Regions from separate parts of the Homo sapiens genome. Here region 1 is linked to region 2. The links are chromatin loops, found by intact Hi-C in ENCODE. Cell type or tissue: dorsolateral prefrontal cortex. All regions are shown on one strand. Region 1 overlaps PLXNA1 (plexin A1). Region 2 overlaps CHCHD6 (coiled-coil-helix-coiled-coil-helix domain containing 6).

The links. Hi-C counts contacts between places; a loop is a spot of excess contacts. Peaks named below come from ENCODE experiments on the same cell type or tissue, not always from the same donor. Only the 100,000 strongest peaks of a DNase experiment are listed, where the experiment ranks them.
Region 1: it touches region 2 in a loop (6-fold over the local background); 93 of 110 quality-filtered maps call a loop at or near these places.

What each region holds. Positions count from the first base shown.
Region 1 is chr3:126,985,805-126,988,304 of GRCh38, reverse strand. The region is part of intron 1 of PLXNA1 (plexin A1); the gene reads right to left. Among named protein-coding and RNA genes, the nearest start is that of PLXNA1, 3.9 kb to the right of the region's middle. In dorsolateral prefrontal cortex, no CTCF peak of the experiment used is centred here; no DNase peak of the experiment used is centred here; H3K27ac peaks cover 389 bases.
Region 2 is chr3:126,743,736-126,746,235 of GRCh38, reverse strand. The region is part of intron 4 of CHCHD6 (coiled-coil-helix-coiled-coil-helix domain containing 6); the gene reads right to left. Among named protein-coding and RNA genes, the nearest start is that of CHCHD6, 41 kb to the right of the region's middle. In dorsolateral prefrontal cortex, no CTCF peak of the experiment used is centred here; no DNase peak of the experiment used is centred here.

The sequences.
Region 1 (2,500 bases), 240 kb before region 2:
GCAAGAGGTCACTCCGTTGGCACCTGTGCCCTGCCATCACTGGCGGAGGCCAGGAACAGGAAGGCAGGTGACAAGGGCCTGAGGTGTGGAATGGGACCCCAGCTGACACCAACATCTGACACCAACCTGGAGAGCAGCCTTCACCCAGAGCCTCCCTATGCACTGGGGAGCAGGACCCTCCCCACAGCTCTGTACTCCCAGGGTGGGCACCAGCTCCCTGCCTGAGGCTGGTGGGGACATACTCCACCACCGTCCCCTACAGAAGCTTGACATAGATGGGCTTTAGTGCTCACTCCCACCTCCACAGCCCTGCCTCTCCCCCGAACACGCCCTGACAGCCCACAGCAGAGGCACCACGGAGGACATGGAGGCCCAGGCCACACAGGCAGCAGTTCTCACTGTGGATAGGTGGCAGCCTGGGCTGCTCTCGGTGGGACCCCAAGCCCCATGCTGGATAAACCTTGAGACCTGCAGTCCAGAAGCCAGGCAATGTGTCCCACCCACATCCCCACCCCAGCCGACGGGTGCCCCGCCACACGGCCCCTTCCCAGGCTCCCTGGCCCACCAGCCCTGACTCTCAGCACTCTATCCAAGCCACCAGTCCTGCTCCCAGCCTCACACCCAACTCCAAGGAAAGAGGAATTCCTCCACAGGGAAGGCTGGCAGGTGCTCCCTGCACTCCACCCCTCCACAGTGACCCCTTCCCAGCCTCAGCACCCCATACCCACCCAGACCTGTGTGGCCCCCTCCTGCCTTGCTCCACATCGGGCCCTCACTTCCTGGTCACACTCACTACCAAGGTCCATTGACTCCACCCCAAACTCCACAAAATGCCCACCCCTCCTTCCTGGATTGCCAGGGTACTCGGCTCCCTCCACCCACAACCACCTACAGCCAGGTCCCTATGCAGAGGCTAAGGCCACTCTTCTGACCTGCACACGAGGTCAGCGCTGCCCAGATCCTGGCGGGAGTCCCCATATCCTGTCCTGGCCTCCACTGCCTCTGGAAAAGTCTCACCACACCCTGCCTAGCAACTGGCAGCCAAGCACTGGGCTAAATCTAGACCCTGTTACTCTGTAGGCAGATGACTCTGATGGGGACACTCCCTTTTCCTAGCCTCAGTTTCCCCATTTGCAAAAGGGGCATGAAAGCTCTTTTCTCATGGATGAAAGAGGAAAGGGCACACCTGCCCACAAGGCATAGTCAGCAGTGCCACCCCCTTGGTTGTCAGTAGGGCCTGCTGCCCTGGATGTGCCTGATGTGCTGGGGCCTCTCACCCACTCCTGGCTGGAGCCGGCTACAGCAAGGCTGAGTCCTGAGTCTTGAGTTCAAGCCTCAGCCAGCCAGTTTGCACAGACCATCCCAGACACCCCTTGTATGGTCTGGCCCCATTTTACAGATGGGGAAGCTGAGGCCTGAAGATGGATGCCTTCTCCAAGTCTACCAGGGAGCTGGGCACAGTCCCATCAGCCTCTGTGCCTGGTGCCCACATGCAGTGTGGGGCTGCCTGCCCCTCCCCCAGGCCTCTGTGCCCCTGTCTCCACTCCCCGCCCTGCTCAGTCACCCTGTTCTCATCTGCAGCACAGGACTCGTGAAGGGTCTCTATTACTTATTGCTCCCATTCTCCCGGCCAGAATGGCTGCCCTGTGAGAGCAGGGCCTGGCTCTGGGTGGTTGCCACTGCATCCCCAAGCCAAGCCAGGGACCCAGGAAGACTCAATAAATCCCCGTGAGTGAGCGAATGAATGAAGGGTATGCGGAGGGCCAGCCAGGTCTGGGTGCGGCAGCCCCCCATGCTTCTTCACTCCTGTTTCACTCCCCACACACTCCCTGCCCAGTGTGTGCACAGCACACACCCACTGCTCAGGTGGGGAAACCGAGGCTCTCAGAAGCAAAGAGCTTTGGCTGGAATCCCAGAGCAGGAACTGCAGGGTGCTCCTAGCAGGCTGCCAGCTGCCTTTGCCGGACAGCGCCCCAAGAACAGCAGGGGAGGAGTCCCCACTCCCGCCCCCGCCTCAGAGCTCAAGGAAGACCCGGGAGCCAGAAAACAGGCTCCTCACAGTGGCAGTGGGGCCGGGGCTGGGAGCTGAGCACATGTGAACTCCAAAGAAAACATGAATCACTCACCGTTTATCAGTTCAAAGCAGGCCTGCAATTACCAGGGGCTGGGCTCTCCCCTCCTCTGGGATAATTATACACGTCTTAATGCAATTATGGGCCCTACTTTTTGTATTCAACAGGAGGGACCAGGCTAAGAAGCCACCATCCAAACTCCAGCCTGGTCTTGGGCCCACCGCCCCAAACTCCACCCTCACCCCACTGCCCCAACAAAGTCTGCTGGGAAGGGACTTGCCTGGGGTCACAGGGTTGCCGGCCAAGAAAGGGGGAGCCCCGAGCCTAGGGCTGGGTCCCTCATGCCCAGCATCTAATAAAGGCCAGTGACAATGCTTGGGCCACTTCTTCCACCTTAGGGGTATAAGACTTGGGGCTCAGACTCAAGG
Region 2 (2,500 bases):
GGGCACAAGCGCAGAGGCAAAGGCTCCCAGTAGAAGCCACTCCACAGAGACTGTCACTCCCAGTGTGTCTAGTCCCAGCGGCCTCAGAGCTTTGTTACCTGATACGTGTCATGCAAAAGGCTTTGCCACATACCTCTACTCTCCTCAGCAATACCCCTAAGCCACCCTGCCCAGCCACCCAAGTCCTAGCCAAGAACAGAGTACCAGAATCCTCCAGAGAAGCCTCGCCAAGATTTGATAAGGAAGGAGGAGATGCCACCAAGTGTAGGGGGCAGGGAGTGACTTGACTCTGCTAAGAACACACCCAAGTGGGCAGGAAGCCAAGCACCCAGGGTTCCCTACCCACTTAGCCTCACAAGCCCAAGGTCAGTGAAACAAGCCAGTCCTGGCATCAGCAAGAATGCAAGCCCAGAGACAGCAGCCCTGAATAGCTGTATCTCCTCTCCAAGCACAAATTAACCTTAAGAGTTAGGAAAGAACAACTAGTGGGATCTGGAAGGTCTGTTTTAGAATTAAGGCTACCTGGTGGGGAGGGGTGTACTCAGGGGCCTCCGAAGCCTGAAGCCAACCCAGGTGGAGGGTTAGAACATTAGCAACCTGGTAACAGCCAGCATTCCTGCACTCAAAAGCACTCTGTTCGCTGTCCCTTTTTTGCCATGGTGGAAAATCACTACCCACTTCTATCCTTTAGACTCTATTAGTCACCCGTGTAGCTCCTCTCCTAGTGCATTTTGGGGGAATTTGGCATAACAGAAAGGCAAGAATGTATTGACCACCTTCCATCTGCCAGACCATGTGCTGAAGGCTTTGCTCACATATTATGAAAGCATGCTAACAACTCCAGGAGAGGTGTGCCATTTGACATGTGAGGAAACTGAGGCTTGGTTAAATAATGGGTCCAGGGTCACAGAGACAGTACCTGGGGCATCTGAGCCCAGGTGTAACAGAGTCCGGACGCTGGGCTTCGCTAAGCCACAAGGCTATGGAAAGTGCCCTCGCCACCTGACCAGCATCCAGTCCCTCTTCCCTCTTCTTTAATAACATAATCCTGATTTTGTTTGGGGCAGTCACGTGTCCAGGTAAAACTGCTCACTATCCCAGCCCCCCTTTTGCAGCTAGAGGTGGCCCTGCGACACAGTTCTGCCAACGAGAATCCCAGGGAAGAGTGTCCCTCCCACACCCATATAAAATAATAAAACTTCACTAGAACAAGGCTCTCAGCCCTTCCTTCTTCCTGACTGGAAAATTGATGTGATGGCTGAAGGCACAGCAGCCCTCTGCCACCACGAGGAGAGCTGCACTGAGGACTGCCAGTCAAAAAGACAGGAGGTCCCAGCCTGGCCAACATGGTGAAACCCTGTCTCTACTAAAAATATAAAAATTAGCCAGGTGTGGTGGTGCACGCCGGTAGTCCCAGCTACTGGGGAGGCTGAGGCAGGAGAATCACTTGAACCCAGGAGGCGGAGGTTGCAGTGAGCTGAGATCGCACCACTGCACTCCAGCCTGGGTGTCAGAATGAGACTCTGTCTCGGGGAGAAAAAAAAAATACAGGAAGTGATTGGATCCCTCTGAGGCACGAAGCTACCATAACCACCTGGGATGGCTGCCCCTGGTGTCTTGTTCATGGGAAGAATACACTTCCACTTTAAGCCACTGCCAACTGGGCTTCCATTACTCACAGCGAAAGCTCCTCCTAGCTGGTGCATGTATTGGTCTACCCAAGTGCACTCAGCTCATAGCCAACACACAGGAGATAGGGCCCTGGCTCACCCACCAAGTAGACAAAGGTAAGGGAAAGAATCGGACTTTTCTCCGGCAAACACTTGTTGATGTTTCTCAGCCAAATAACCCTTTTCGATTCTATACCTTGCCAGTAGCCAGCAATGGCATCTCCCCAAGAGGGCAAACACAATCGGCTTGACAAATTGAAAACATTTTTCCACAAAAAGGAAAAAGCAGAATGGTAGCTCCCCAAAAACCATGTGAATAAATTGCATAAATAGACTTAAAATAACCAAGACCCTCCCCTCTCCCCAGCCCTACTGGCATCCTAGAGGCAAGCATAGAAGTGGGAAGGCACCAGCCCAATTTCACTCTGGCAGGAGAGAAAAGGAAAATATACTGCTGTCAGGTTGTCCTAGGGCTGTAAGGGCTGCCCCACTTGATCCACACACAGAAGAGTGGCAGGGCTGGTGGGCACTGACCCGAAGGAAGAGGAGCAGGGGTACAGCAAGCATGGCAGCAGAAGGGGTGGTGCTACTTCCTCTGACTACCTGTGCCCTCACTGCCAGCGCATACCATCTGATGCGAGCCAGGAGGGATGGCACCGATCCAATCAGGTTTCCCTACAGTATTAGGTTCACATATGACCACGTAAGACCTCTGTTCAAAACAAGAAACCCCAAAACTCTCAGACTGGCCTGGACTTCTCTCAAGAACAAAGTAGGAAGTCAGGGACGGTGTCACCTGCTGCTCCAATGCCACTCTCAGATGGCTCAGA